Linked DNA regions of Mus musculus: regions 1 and 2 are each linked to region 3. Evidence: chromatin loops called from intact Hi-C (ENCODE). Cell type or tissue: heart. All regions are shown on one strand.

Evidence for each region. Hi-C counts contacts between places; a loop is a spot of excess contacts. Peaks named below come from ENCODE experiments on the same cell type or tissue, not always from the same donor. Only the 100,000 strongest peaks of a DNase experiment are listed, where the experiment ranks them.
Region 1: a loop joins it to region 3, with 14 times the contacts of the local background. A loop is called at or near these places in 9 of 42 quality-filtered maps.
Region 2: it touches region 3 in a loop (3-fold over the local background); 2 of 42 quality-filtered maps call a loop at or near these places.

What each region holds. Positions count from the first base shown.
Region 1 is chr4:33,245,825-33,250,824 of GRCm38, reverse strand. Pnrc1 (proline-rich nuclear receptor coactivator 1) reads left to right here and starts at 2,038. Exons shown (of 2, transcript NM_001033225.2): 1 at 2,038-2,877; 2 at 4,318-5,000. The coding sequence starts at 2,428. The coding sequence ends at 4,761. In heart, a CTCF peak has its summit at 1,785; DNase peaks (open chromatin) are centred at 2,174 and 3,034; H3K4me3 peaks cover 3,631 bases; H3K27ac peaks cover 3,685 bases.
Region 2 is chr4:33,308,242-33,313,241 of GRCm38, reverse strand. It overlaps Rngtt (RNA guanylyltransferase and 5'-phosphatase), which reads right to left and starts at 2,931. Exons shown (of 16, transcript NM_011884.3): 1 at 2,718-2,931. The coding sequence starts at 2,781. In heart, no CTCF peak of the experiment used is centred here; a DNase peak (open chromatin) is centred at 2,971; H3K4me3 peaks cover 1,642 bases; H3K27ac peaks cover 1,297 bases.
Region 3 is chr4:33,028,367-33,033,366 of GRCm38, reverse strand. It overlaps Ube2j1 (ubiquitin-conjugating enzyme E2J 1), which reads right to left and starts at 1,987. Exons shown (of 8, transcript NM_019586.4): 1 at 1,751-1,987. The coding sequence starts at 1,781. 4933421O10Rik (RIKEN cDNA 4933421O10 gene) reads left to right here and starts at 2,044. Exons shown (of 2, transcript NR_036602.1): 1 at 2,044-2,510; 2 at 2,846-5,000. In heart, no CTCF peak of the experiment used is centred here; a DNase peak (open chromatin) is centred at 1,946; H3K4me3 peaks cover 2,920 bases; H3K27ac peaks cover 2,008 bases.

The sequences.
Region 1 (5,000 bases), 220 kb before region 3:
GGAAATTGAAGCTCTCACTCAGGGTTCTTAGTCTCACTAATAAGGTAGTTTAGAACAGAAGCTCAAGGAGTTTATTAGTTTTGTTTTTTTCCCAAGACTGTAAGGCAGGCATGGTGTAAATCTCAGCAGCTGTCTGGAGAGAAAAGATGGAGAAGAGGGAGAGAAAAACGTCTTTTTGTAAGGGGCCACAAGGAGAAAGGGGTTAGACAGCTTCAGAGGAAAGTGAACAATCCCAGAGTGCCCGGGAAAGCATTCCGGAGTCCAGAATCTGAAAGTAAAAGAGATGAAAAGGAAGTTACCAAAAGGTCATTTTTCTACTCTGGCAAGTGGTGGGTTCCAAACTTTGACTAGGAGATAGCTGTCTCTTGATGAGCCTCAACAGAGTCCCGATCAAGGGAACTGCATGCAACGACTACCACTTCAGAAGTGCTCACCCTGACATCATTTACAAGAAGGGCTGAAATCGCCCGGCTTGGTAGCGCATGCCTTTAATCCCAGCACTTGGGAGGCAGAGGCAGGCGGATTTTTGAGTTTGAGGCCAGCCTGGTCTACAAAGTGAGTTCCAGGACAGCCAGGGCTATACAGAGAAACCCTGTCTCAAAAAAAAAAAAAAAAAAAAAAGGTCTGAACTGAAATCAGGAATGGATATTCCTGACTTTCACCATCATCTGTTCACTATCAAAGAATCAATGTACTGGGAGTGGCTGTGTAGAAAGAAGTAAGATGTCAGGGCTCCCTTCTGGGATCTCTAGCCTGAGAACAAAGACATTCCCTACTGCTGGCCAAAGACAATGGAACTATTCCCTGCCTCTAACCTCCTAGCTCATTCCCATCTTCTGTTCTCCTCACAGTGTGTGTGTGTCTATGTGTGTGTGTGTGTGTGTGTGTGTGTGTAGTGGAAGCAGGTTTGCGGCAGAATGTGTTTGGAAGTCAGAGGGCCACTTTGTGGTTTTGGCTGTCTTTCATTTTTAGGTGGCTTACAGGGATGGGACTCAGGCTGCTAGGCTTATATAGCAAGCATTTTAATTACTCACTGATCCATCTAGATGCCCTGCTCTTTTTATTATGAGGCAGAGTCTCATTAAATTCCCTACACTAGAAATTTCCCATCCTCTACTTCTGCCTCTCCAGGAGCTAGTGTTACAGGTCTTGACCTTGCCATACCTAGACCAGAGTTCAGATTCTTCTGTTAATTTTTTAATGATTTGTGTCTAATTCTTTAGTCTCTTGTATGCCTTACTGTAAAATGATTAAAAAAAAATTATTGGACAATGGTGACATGGGCCTTTAATCCCAGCACTAGGGAGGCAGAGACTGGTGTATCTCTGTGTTCGAGGCCAGCCTGGTCTACAGATCGAGTACAGAGTACAGCCTGGGCTACACAAAGAGTAACGCCATCTCGAAGAAAGAAAAAAGAGGAAACTAAATAAATAAAGCCCCAATCATTAAAGAAGTATGTTTCAAACAAGATGAATTACAGAAATTGGTTCTGAGGTCCTATTTGGTAACTGGTGTCTACAGTTCTTTTCTGTATTAAACTGTGAGTAGAGAATTCTGTTAACCCAGTTAGCTAGCAACTGTAGCAGAGCTGTTTTCTCTGGGTGGGACAAAGGCCAATTGGTTGGCAGCAGCATCAAGTTTCAGGGGCAATGTGAGATCTCAAGAGACTCCCAGAGATCTTTAGCTATAAAGGCAGTAAAAAATTAAAGGCCCATTTTCGGCATTATAGAGTACTTCTGATGAGCTGAAGAATCCTTCAGTAAACCCTTTTTTATTTTCACCACCAGGGTTAATTGGCAGCGTCGGAAAACCGAATGAGAAACCACATAGCCAAATTTCACTGTAGGTTAAATGGAGGCAGATCTTCACCAGTGCTGTAAATCCTTAGTGAAATAAATCCTTAGTGTTCTCCGAAATCTCTTAAAATTTTTATGTAGGGCTGAAATCGAAAACCTACAAAGCAGTCCTTTCTGGAGGTCAGAAGCTTCCTAGTTCCTCCACCGCCTCTCTCCTCCTCCTCCCCTGCCCCACCCCCAGGCTACCCCAAAGGATCGCTGCCAGGGAGGTGAGGCAGAAGTCGAACTTCATTGTTCACGGGACACTCTCGGTAAGAGCCCGTTGGGCGCGCCTGCGCAACGTGCGCTCTTTGTGAAGGGCTGCAGCAGGCTGCTTGTTTGTGTCTTGCCTCGGGGCGCGGAGGCGGGACCGAGGGAGTGGCCTGGCAGGCGCACGCGGATTGGGCCGCCGCAGGGAGGTGGGCGGGCACGGGGCGGGGCCTCGGGTAACAACACTGGCCGCGGTGGCCAGCGCTATTTGTTGCTGCGCCGCCTCGCCCGAGTCATGGTCCTTGCTCCGAACCTTCCAGCAGCAGCCTCCGCCGCCGCCCCGTGACTCCTGCTCCCCGCCTTTCTGCCGAGTCCCCGCGCCATGACCGTCGTCTCCGTCCCACAGCGAGATCTCGCTCTGAGCGGCCGCTTAGCGCCGCTCGGGTTCCTCGGGGCCCTCCCGATGGTGAACCCGGCCCCGCCGCCCTTGCCGCGCCTTCCGGACCCGCGCGCGCTGCCACCCACCCTCTTCCTGCCGCACTTCCTCGGGGGGGACGGGCCGTGCCTGGCGCCCGCGCCTCGCACCACCGCGCCGTCCGGCTGCACCTTGGCCCCGGCGGCTGCCCCGCGGGCGGCGCCCAAGAAGCGGCGGAAGAAAAAGGTGCGGGCCAGCCCGGCCGGGCAGCTGCCCAGCCGCTTCCACCAGTTCCAGCAGCACCGGCCGAGCCTGGAGGGTGGTCGCAGCCCGGCGCCGGGGCCAATCGTCGCGCAGGAGGAGCGAGGTCTGGCGGCCACTGCCCTGCTCCACAGACAGCCCCCACTCGCGAAGGAGGTAGGGCCGGTGGGGGCGGGGCGGCTGTTTACTCGGGAGGGAAGTTTCCGTGACGCTCGCTCGAGTGGTGGGGCGGAAGCGGGAGGGGGGCTGGGCGGCTGCGCTGGCGCCGCCCATTGGCTCCGGAGCCAGCCAATGGGAGCGGCGGCTACGGCCCAGCAACAGCCTGCATTTAGAAGCTTGGCGGCGCTCCAGGGGGTTTCGGCGTTCGGGGCTCAGGGACCTGCGGAGGGCTGACGTCAGCCCGCTACGTGCAGCGCTCTGGGGCGCTCATGAAGGCGGTGCTGGGTGGGGGCGGAGGCGCAGGCGCAGGCGCGGTGCCCAGTGGGGCACCGGGCGGGCGGGACCCACGCACAGCCAGATCCGCTGAGTCGGACTGCTGTTGGGAAGTTGGCAGGAGTCTCCGTCTGATGCCCGACGCGAAGGTGTCCCGGGCCCTGTGCAGGCCGGCACGAGCTTGCCTCGCTGGAGGGGGCTTCTAAGCAGCGCCCTGAATGAGTTTTTAGAAGTTATAAAATGGACTCCTCGGTTAACGGATCTGGATAACTGGGATACAGTTTTGTCGAGGCTAAAGGATTTGAGAGTTGTCTTAGCATGAAAAACAAAAGCCGAAACCACCTTTTTCATACAGCTTGAAGAATTCTTTGTTGGTAGTGACACGAAAAGCAGCCATTGTACTGAAATTGTACTTGATCAAGATGTGCCCATGAAGAGGAATAAGAATTTAGATCCTGAAGTGGTTTTTTGTTTGGTTTGGTTTGGTTTTTAGTTTTTCAGACAGGCACTTGCATTAGCTTAGAACTCACTGTACATTGGAGAAGATTCTATTTTTCAGAGGCAGTTTTGAACGGGAAAGACAGTATGACCTTGTACTTGGGTCTCAGTTTTTGTGTCCTTACTATATCATGCAAGCATCAGAGGGGCAGTGATCTAAGGGTGTTTTCATTTGGTGCACATTTCTGTAGATTATGCTGGGAAAGTTACTACAGTGCAAAAGTTTGTGGCCTGTTAGGATTCGGGCTGTAGCCCCGGCTGGCCTGGAATTTACCTTTCTGCTTCTGCCTTACAGACCTTTTGGCTGAGCTTAGAAGGTCGTCCATGAAGTTGCTGAATCTGAAAGGCAGACGGGAACTTTTTTTCTAACCTATAGAGGACACTTGTTCCTTACTGTTGTTTACAGTTAGAAAAGATGGACATTGAGTTTTTTTTAAGTGATATTTTTCTGAATGTAAGTTTGATATATGCTATAATTAACAGCATCAATTCAATAGCAACATAAGAGGCGTGCACATTTGAACATCCAGTAGTAAGCACATCCCACACATAACGTATTTATTTAAAACCGGATTAAATTCTAGAGGACTTTAAAAGCAAGTTTGTAAAATATATGTAAAGATAACTTTTATCTTGAAAATTGCTCACTTTTGTGTTCCTTTGTAGGTTTTAAAATCAAAGATGGGAAAATCGGAGAAAATTGCCCTTCCCCACAGCCAGCTTGTGCATGGTATACACTTGTGTGAACAACCAAAGATAAACAGACAGAAAAGCAAATACAACTTGCCACTAACCAAGATCACCTCTGCAAAAAGGAATGAAAGTGACTTTTGGCAGGATTCTGCTTCCTCCGATCGAATGCAGAAGCAGGAAAAAAAGTCTTTTAAAAATACTGAGAACATTAAAAGTAACCATTTGAAGAAATCAGCATTTCTAACAGAAGTGAGCCAAAAGGAAAATTACGCCGGAGCAAAGTTCAGTGACCCACCTTCCCCTAGTGTCCTCCCAAAGCCTCCGAGTCACTGGATGGGAAGTACCGCCGAGAACCCCAGCCAGAGCCGGGAGCTGATGGCAGTGCACTTGAAAACGCTCCTCAAGGTGCAGACCTAGGCTTGCGTCTGCAGTGTGTGGTAAACATCGATTTCCCCAGACCTTTGGACTCGAAAGGAAACGGATACAGCAGTGAAAACTTGCCCTGTTGCAGCATCCGACACAATGAGCTTAAGTCACACAAGCAGCTTGTATTATATTTTATATTTTGTAAATACTGTATACCATGTATTATGTGTACATTGTTCATACTTGAGAGGACATTATAGTTTTGTTATGAAAGTATGTATTTTGCCCTG
Region 2 (5,000 bases), 280 kb before region 3:
TTCAACTCACACCAATACTAAATGCTGGGAATTACACACATATGCCACCATCTCTGCTTAAAATCTTTCAATCACTTTTATTAACTGTTTATATAGCTTTATTGACTGAGGATTTCATATGAAATCTTAAGGAATGCTTACAAAATACAAAATAGAAGAATCAACGTAAACAAGCGCAGAATCTCTGCTTCTAACAATTTCATACACTGCTAGGCAATATTGTAAAATATGTTTAATATATACACATAAAACCTTTTTCTTCATTAAAAAAAAAACAGTAAGTTGCAAGTTAGTTAAAGCTTAAAACTTTCACTTTTTCTTTTTCTAAATTTGAGGCAGGGTCTCATTATGCAGCCCCAGCTGGCTGGAACTCACTACCTAGGACAGGCTGGCCTCGATTCACCAGCCTCTGCCTCGTATGCTGGCATTAAAGGTCCGTCCCACCACACCCTGCAAATGCAAAACTGTTGGGAGAATGAAAAGACAAGCTAGAGTGGAGTTGACGAGTATAGAAGGAGCTATTTGACCAACTCAAGCGCCCTTTAAAAAGTGGGGCTCTAGGGAAGGGCAGGCATATTTGTTCCCGACATCTCGGAAGCAGAAGCAGGATCAGGAATTAAAGCTGATCCTCAAACTACATTGGCCATAGTTCAAGGCCAGCCATACAAACACACACAACGTGAGAGTGCATGATGTTTGCATTTATTAAAGGATGTACGCCATCAATGACAGAAAGCAGATCAACAGGACTACAGAAGTTTCATACAACAATGTATAGAAAGACTACTATGTGGAAGCTGTCATAATATTTTCCCTATGTCCATATGCTCAAACAGTCTCTAGGCAGCCACACAGTGGGTTACATAAGAAAAAAAATTGTATATTAAGGTGAAGTGTTTTAGGTAAACTGAATGGAACACATACCAAGAGCATGAGATTTAAACGTGTATGGGTTTTATGTTTAAACTCCCCTTTTTGAAGGTTTATGTATGTGTGTGCATGTGATAATTATGAGTATAATCCACATGTATGCAGGTACTAGAAGAAGCCAGAAGAGGCAATCAGATGTCCTGGAAGTGGAGCTGCAGGTGGTTGTGCGCCACTCTTCATGTTCTCTGGAACAGCAGCACTGAGACAACTCCCACGCTCCTAAAACTCATGTTTAAAGCAAGTTACTTGGCCATGACTTGGTGTCAGCATGGCCAGGTCTAGAGACGAACTGTAGCAGCAGAGCCCGTGGGTCCTTGTTAGTCTTAGAATGCCACCACTCCCATTTATCTGTCACCACATAATTGGTGCTTACTGGAATCTCCTGCCATGGGTACAAGTGTTCATACAAGTGTTACATCCACATAATGTAAAGCAACATAAATAAGAGAGGGGGGAGCAAGAAATTTTGAAGGTGGCAAAAATTCTGAGACTCCCTAAATTTAATTCCAAATGACGCCAGAAAAGATACCCAGTTAACCACCACATCCTGACCCACGCATAACACAACTGTTTCTTCCTATATGTGCTGAAATCTTCACATAAGCTCCATCCTAAAACTTCCTGCTTTGTGTTACCCAGCACAGCTTTAAAACAAAAAGTTACAGTTTTAATATACAGGTTTTAGCTCAAGAGTTAAGAAAAAGCCGGGCGTGGTACACGCCTTTAATCCCAGCACTCGGTAGGCAGAGGCAGGCGGATTTCTGAGTTCGAGGCCAGCCTGGTCTACAAAGTGAGCTCCAGGACAGCCAGGGCTATACAGAGAAACCCTGTGTCGAAAAAATACAAAACAAAACAAAAAAAAAAAAAAGAAAAAAGAAAGAAAGAAAAGAAAAAGAGAGTCACTCAGAATAAAGACAACCAGAAAGCAAGGGTGTGGGCTTCTAAGAGAGTGTGGGTACCAGCTAGCTCCTCAATAGGGAGCCACAGCTCACTGTATTTTGCCTGGTGTTCAGATAGCTAAAAAGAGAGAAAGGAAACGCTTATGTCTCATAACTCCGATAAGGAGACTTAGCAGATCTTTGCAAACACCTGCCCGATAATTACTCTATAGCTGAGTAAATCCTGTGAAAACAGAACTTGTATTCCTTCCTCAATTTTAATCACAAAAATGTTTTTGGCTTCTAGGTCCAGCAGACAAAGTTCCTAATTGCTATCTAACCCGGTTGCTGGTAACTGTGGAGCCTGGTCCTTTAAAGTTACCATGTGCGATGTCTCCACGGATTCAGAGAACTGTGCCTCCGTTATTTCATGTGTATTCCCTGGAATACATGTGTGTGGTCCAAAACTATCAAACTGTACACTTTGAAGTCACTGTTCTTTTAGCCAAGCAGTGACCCGAGCCTATAATCCCAGCTCGCAAGTTCGGGGATGAGTCCACTATACGTCAAACTCAAGATGGCAACATTCCGCAAAAAGTCAATTTTTAATAACAAAACCAAAAGTCCCCCGCTATCCAGCCTCGCGTCTCTTTAAGCTTTCCTTCAATTTCCAGGCTCACACCCAGCTACTCTCTTTCCGAAAACAAGTCTCGCCAAGACAGCGAGACCCAGTCTCCAAAATATCACAAAGAGGTTCACAAACTTTAAGCTCTAGAAGCGTCTGGTCCACCTCCGGTCCTCACTCCTCCGCCTTGCGGGAGTCCCGACTGGCGACCACCAAGCGCGCGGTCCCCCAGGCCCGGCCGGCGCAGTGAGATTCGAACCCTCCCGCAGCCCCCTCCCGGGTACCTGCCACCGGCTGACCGCGCCGCGGACAGTTCAGCCACCGCGGCGGGATCTTGTTGTAAGCCATGTCTGTGCCGCCTCGCCGATAGCTCCACAGCAAACCAGCCCGGACCCCAACGGCAGCAGCTCTACCCGGGTCCTCAGCGGCGCGCCACTTTCATTCAGGTTCGACTCCGCGGCTCCCGGCGAACCCACAATGCACTGCGACTTCCGCCCCAAAGGGCCCGCCCCCTTTCTTCCGAGGTCAGGCGAAATGGAAGCCCCGCCCAAGTGAGGGAGGGGAAGCTGCTGAGAACTAGATAGGCGGTTCCACCTGGCCCGCCCCCTTCAGCCCCGCCCCTGTATCTCAGGGCGCCGGCCTCTGCCACGCCCCGCCCCTGTTTTGCCTTTGTGAGTACTCTAATGACTGGTGTCTCTTTTTTTCCATCTAAACCGGAGAAACCCCCAAAGTAGAAGGAATCCAAGCTTCTTTCCACCTGTGGACTGACCTGCTACATTCAGAAGGGTATTTCACAGGTGAAAAAGTGCTTTTCCGTTAATCATAGCTCAAATTTGATGTCTCTGCTGGATCTGGGTCATTTGAGAATCCTCCCTTTACCTGCATCAAAAAGTCCGGAAAACCAGAGTCTAGGTTATTATAAATGAGTTTTCTTTTTTTGGCGAAGTGTAGGGGACGTGCTTCCGACGACCCATAAAACATCAAAAATTAGTTCCAGAAGCCTTAAGACTATCATTTCTGGAGCAGATGGTTTTGATGTGGTGTTTGTTTGTTTTGTTTATTGCTGGTTTTCACCTTTTTTTTTTTTTTTTTTTTTTTTTTTTTTTTGGTTTTTCGAGACAAGGTTTCTCTGTATAGTCCTGGCTGTCCTGGAACTCACTTTGTAGACCAGGCTGGCCTCGAACTCAGAAATCCACCTGCCTCTGCCTCCCGAGTGCTGGGATCAAAGGCTTGCGCCACCACACCCGGCTTCGCCCATTCTTGAGATTTAAAACACCATATGAAAAGCTGTAGCTATAAGCTTGGTTGTGGGCCACTAGGAGCAAGCTGGTTCTTCCTTATAATCCCTTCAGTCATCAACTTGACATGCCTGAGAAGAGGAAACCTCGATTGAGGACCTAATTGACCTGTGGCCCTGTCTATTGGGCATTTTCTTGATTGCTAATTGTGGTGGTTTGACTGTGCTTTGCCCATGGGAAGGGGCACTGTTAAGTATGGCCTTATTGGAGGAGGTGTAGCCTTGTTAGAGGAAGTGTGTCACTGTGGGGTGGGCTTTGAGGTCTCTGTGTGTGTGCGTGCGTGTGTGTGTGTGTGTGTGTGTGTGTGCACGCGTGCGCGCACGCACGCACGCTCGCACATGATCAAGTCTGGCAGAGACAGTCTCCTCCTAGCCGCAGTTGGATCAAGACATAGAACTCTCAGCTTTCTCCAGCACCATGTTTGCCTGGATACTGCCATGTTTCATGCCTTTATGATAATGGACTGAACATCTGAACCTGTAAGTCAGCTACAATTAAATGTTGTCCTGGTCATGGTGTGACTTCACAGCAATGGAACCCCAAACTATGACACTAATCAATGGCAGAGAGCCAAGCCATTCCTGATCCGATGGGTTAGTGGTTCTCAACCTTCCTAATGCCGAGACCCTTTTAATACAGCTCCTCATGATATGGGGCCCCAGCCATAAAATTATTTTTGTTGCCACTTCATAACTTAATTTTGCTACTGTTATGAATTGTAATGTAAAAATTTTTTAATTTTTGAAGATAGAGGTTTTCTAGGGACTTGCAACCAGGAGGTTGAACACCAAAATCAACTGGCAAGGCTGTATAGGGAAGCTAGCTGAGCAAGCCAGGGATGTCAGCCTGAGTTTCTCCAGAGTTCCTGCCTTCAGGCTCCTGCCCTTGCTTCCTTTCTTGATGGACCAAAAGGCCAAAGAAATCCTTTCCTCCCGAAGGAGCTTTCAACCAGGGTTTGATTTACAGTGACAACAAAAGTAATCAAACGAAGGCTCAAAAGAATAAATCTAAATCCTACCTCTGGCCTTAGGTGAAGGGAGGCACAATCTGACTAAATTTACAGCTTTTTTTTTTTTTTTTACTATTGATCCCACCCTTTAGAGTGTCAATCATCTGACCAGGAGAGCTGCTAGTTTGCCTAGGCAGGCCTGCTGAGGAGTTGGAAGGAATAATTTCTGCTTATTCTCCCCCTAATGAGATACTGTATTTACATACCCAAAGTCCTCCCCCCCCCCCCCCGTAATAGAGTTACTTAAAGATTTTCACTAA
Region 3 (5,000 bases):
ATCACCATACCCATCTAGAAATGTATTAAATTTCTAAAGTTGCTTAAATTTTATCATAATCTTGGGTACAATAGCCTATCAAGAAGGAGAAATTTGGGGCTGAAGTGAGGTCTCAGAAGTTAAGAGCACTGCCAGCTCTTCCAGAAGACCTTATAAACTGACCCAGATGGTAGCTTACAGCTGTCTATAACTCCAGTTCCAGGGGATCTTACATCCTCACACAGACATACATGCAAGGGAAAAAAATGCACATAAATAAAAAGATAGATAAAAGGAAGTTGTTAAAAAAAAAAAAAAGATTGAACAATTTCCTGACAACATTTCACACTGCATTATTCTCTGGACATCTGCCTAAGGACCTCTGCTGCTCTAGGTGTGACTAAGTACTGTACAATTTACTGCACAGTTTGATTTTAAAAGTCCAACAAATTTAGCTAGGTGGCAAACACCTTTAATGTCAGTTCTGGGAAGGCAGGGGCAGGAGGATCTCGGCCAGCTTGGTCTACAGAGTGAATTTCAGGACAGCCAGAGCTACACAGAGAAACTGTCTCAAAACAACAACAACAAAATTCCAACTAATTTAATCATTCTGGCATCAAAATGGTAAAATCCAGGCATTTCTACTTTCTCTGACCTTTTTTAACTCTTCAGGTTTTAAGTGATGGGCTGAAGACAGAGACATGTCCCATTAAAATTCAGCCATATAATTCTTACACAGGCGTGGTCAAATTTTAAACAAACACCGTAGAAATGACTAATTCTACATCTGGTCCCTAAGGCCACTTACTTATCAGCATTCAAGCTAACAACATTCTGTTCAGCCAATATTCTCTGGCTTTTCCTTTATATATTCTAAAAATTTAAAATATATATATATTTTTAAAAAGATTCACAATACCAACTCTTTCCCATAAAGATATCAGACTTAAGTCCAAACTAAGAAGCAGTGTGGGAAAGAAAACAAACGGTGACGAGAGTTCTAGTTCAATGATCATCAATACCCTGAGGCTTATTATTCAGAGCTAACAGGGAGGAGTTTTTTCCCCCTGACAAATTATCAAAGTACATTTTTTAGGCTCCAGTAATTTGTGCTACGTCTGCCTTAAAAGATATGACAACTGATAATGGGTTTTTTGTTTTTTGTTTTTGGCATTGTTTTTAGTGCACCAGAAAATAACTGGAGGCCAGGATTGTCTGAGGGCATTAACTGAAGGAAAGAAATTCAAAGTAGCAATCAACCCCCCCAAATCATGGTTAATTCCCAAGTGCACAGCTCAACTAGTTTAGCTACAGGACATATTTTTTTTTTCTACGTCTATAAATTCTCCCCCAAATACTGAAATTGGATATTTCAACCACAATAAAAATGGGATATTTCAAATGTGAGTCAAACACCTAACAAAAGTTCGTCGGCAGAGGCGGAGGGGACACGAAGGACGCAGATGCGGCCAGGGATGGTCAGTAGTGCGGACCGTCGTCGCCTTCGCACCTGCCCTTGGCTCGGCTGTCTCCTGCTTCGCTCCGCAGACACCGGGAGGAAGAGGCCAGGAGCGGAGGAGCGCCAGCGCATCGGGGGATCCGCAGCGGCCGCCCGCTCTGCGGCCTGCACCCCCGGACCGGCCGCGGCCTCGCGTAAAGCGCGAGCCCGGAGCAGCCGCGAGGGCCGGCGGACACGAGCGGGCCGAGGCGCCGCGCTCTGAGTCCCGGGTCCCCCGCCCGTCCGCCCGCCCGCCGCCCCAGCCCGGCTCACCCGGGCTCTTCAGGTTGTAGCGGGTCTCCATGGCGGACGTCCCCGCTGCCGCTCTCGTCGGCGCCGCAGCTGCCCGGGTCTCGCGCGGCGGACGCGCCTAGCGAGGGCCTCCGCTGACACCGCCCAGTCCAGCCCGACCGCGGGCGAGGTGCGTGCCGCGGGGTCCGCCTCCCTGAGGGCCGGCCGGGCGCCGGGGCGTCGCCGAACGGGGCGCCGGGCTGCGGACGGCCTGCGGGACTGACGTCCCGGCTGACGCGCCGCTGCGTCACCGCCGGCGCCGGGTCTGTGAAGTCGGCCTGACGTGGCGGGCGCTTCGTGGCGGTCGGTCACTCGGCAGCGGCGGTCCCGCGAATCCCGCCCGCCCGGCAGCCCTGGGGAGACGGGCGGCACCCTCGTCGTCCCCTCGGCCCAGCCCGGGAGACCGACTCGCCGCGGGCCCTTCAGGGGTTCCCGCGGAGCTCGCAGGGAGCTCGGAGGAACGGCGCAGCCCGGAGCGGCGGGCGGGCGAGCGCGGCCTGGGACTGCGGCGCCGTGATGTGCGCTTCTCCGAGCCCGCAGTTGGCCTCGGTGCGATGGACGGGAGTGGCCCCTAGCTCCGCGGTGCGGTTAGCTAAGGCAGCGTTTTTCGGGGTGCATCAGAACCTCCCAGAAATAAAACCAAGGGGTCGCCTGGAATGTTAATAAAAACGCATAAATGGGACAGGTCGGTCTGAAAGAGATGCGGTGCGTTTGTCTTTTCGGATCATGGAGGACAGAGAAAGTAAGGTTCTGGTTCGGACGGCTTACCGAGATAAAAGGGCCTCAAAAAAGGGAGGGAGCCAGCGGAGATTAGAGAAGGTTATAGGTGGAATGAAGATTAACCAATTAGACAGATTAGTGTTCTTGTTTAACATTGTCAAATGTGTTTGTGGGAATGTCAGTAATTTTTCCCAGCCGTCTGAAGGAGGAGGGAAAAAAAAAAGATTTAAGTGGCATCTTCTAAGCCATTAAAGGCGATGTTTTCTGAATAGTACGGTGATAATCTGAAGAATAGAGAAGCAAGCAAAACCGAGCTTCAATGTGCTTCTCCATTAAGCTTTCATTCTTTGTGTTCAGTCCTCAAATTTAGCATCCAGCAACCTGCGCTGCTCCGACCGGCCCCATGACCAGGCCTGCCGAGGGGGTGTAGTCGTTCCCATCCGCCCGCCAGCCAGACTCGGAAGGCACTTTGCCCTGAGGCTCTCCTCTTCCTCCCAACAATGGAGATAAGGATGTTTCTCTTTTATTTTATTCTTGAAGCCACATCACCTCGTCCTTGGGGGCTCTTCCTTAGGTAAAAGACAGCAACAAATCCGGCATTGAGTTATGGGCCCATGGCAAAGCTTAATTATAATCACTGCAAGAGAAAAGTCAACTCTTAATTTTTTTCTAAATATAAACATGTACAGAGAGGGTAAATATGATTTTTTTTTAAAAAAGGAGTAAATGCTAAAAGTTACTAATTGCTTGACTGTTAACTGGGTCGGAAAGATTAATTTTCCCAGAAATGTAGGTTTGTCAAAAGAATACTTTGTTTCTTCAGAACAAATTCCCTCCTAGAAGAAAGTAACAATTTTCAGCAAACAAAAAGATTCCATCCCAAATTAAAATTTGGAAGAATTTCATCTTATTTTTTATAATAATCCTGACGATAACTTTAAAAAATAAAAAACAAACTTAAACCAGTTTCTGGCGATGCTGCAAATAACAAAAGATGAAGTTCAAAACACTTCAGAGTCTTGACAGCTTTGAGCTACAATCCCCATGTGTTGTATGTGTTGTTCCCCGTTTCTCTAGACAAAGCCCTGTGAATGTGGTCCCCTTCCCCTTAGCGTTGACATCCTGATACAAGCTCTACTGGACGTTGAATGCTTGATCAATTCATTTACTCTTCATGAGTGTTGGCAGTGACACAGATTATTTTAATGGTTGAAGAAAATTGAAGTCTTGAAGAAATTGAGCAGTTCATTTAAGTTCTCTTATTTATTTTGAGTACAGTGCAGGTTCTTAGCTTCTTGGTATATTTTACTGCTACAGTCCAGGTGAGACGTTATAGACCACCACACATATATAAGGCCAAATTACAGTCCTTTATTAAGCCAGCAACCAAGAGCAGGCTCTTGCCCCCAAAGACTCTCTCTGCTCAGGGTATAGCATTTCTAAAGAGAAACCACAACGGCATCGCATCGTCGGGGTCAGGGGAGCTTGTTTGCATTTGTTTTGACTATACAACCAGCAAATATTTTGGTTATGTATCTGAGCCATGGAAAGTCCCAAATGTGCTGCCAAGGCGGATGTGAATGTTGTTGGGGTGGGGGGAGGGTGAAGGAGCTGGGAAAGTGCTCAAGCAGACACAAAATGGAGCCCGAGTAAGATCAGGACAAAATGGTGTTACTTTAGTCATTTCACTCCTTGTTACTTTTAGTGTTTCTTTTAGTTACTTTTCAAATGCTTGATGTCTCTGTTTGGATTCCTTAGTTTCCAATGCGTGCCCACTGGCTTCTAGCTTTGTAACCAGAGCAGAGCCGGAAAGCTGGTCCCTGAAGTCTCTGGAAGGCAAGGCTGGTCTGCGTGGACCTTTAGCGTCCCGGCCTCTTCCTTCTCAGGAAGTCTTCTTTACCTGGATTTGGTGGATCCAGGGGGTGACACCTCTTACTTAGTATTTAGATGACTGTCCATAGTCTATCCATAGCCGACTAGCCCAGTGGCAGAGTCTCTGACTTACATTATCTGAACTCTTGGGAGCCAGGTGTGATGGCATATGCCTTTAATCCCGGTACCCGGAAGTTGGAGCCAACCTGGTCTACAAAGTCTACAGATCAAGTTCCAGGGCGACACAGAGAAACCCTGCCTCAATTAAAAACAAGGAGAAGGGCGTTCTCTTTTTACAGAACTAGCTAACTACCACTCAGCCATGGAATTAGCTTTTCCTCCTAAGAGGGGGAGAATGGGTAGCTATCAGGATGGCAGGTCCCATACCAGTGGGGATGGCAGGTCCCATAAGTACGAGGTTGACCCTGTTCGCACAACTCAGATGTTTGACAAACTCCCCTTTGTTTGAGAAGTTGCTATTTGTCTCTGTGTTGTCTGAGACCTTATCATACATGGCCTGCCCTAAGGGCTCAGGGAGCACTTTAGGAGGAGGACCGGGTATTAACTAGGTTCTGGCTCTCATAAATGGGAACTGAGCAATGGGGTAAGAAGGGTTGAGATCAGACTCTGAGTGTCAGAG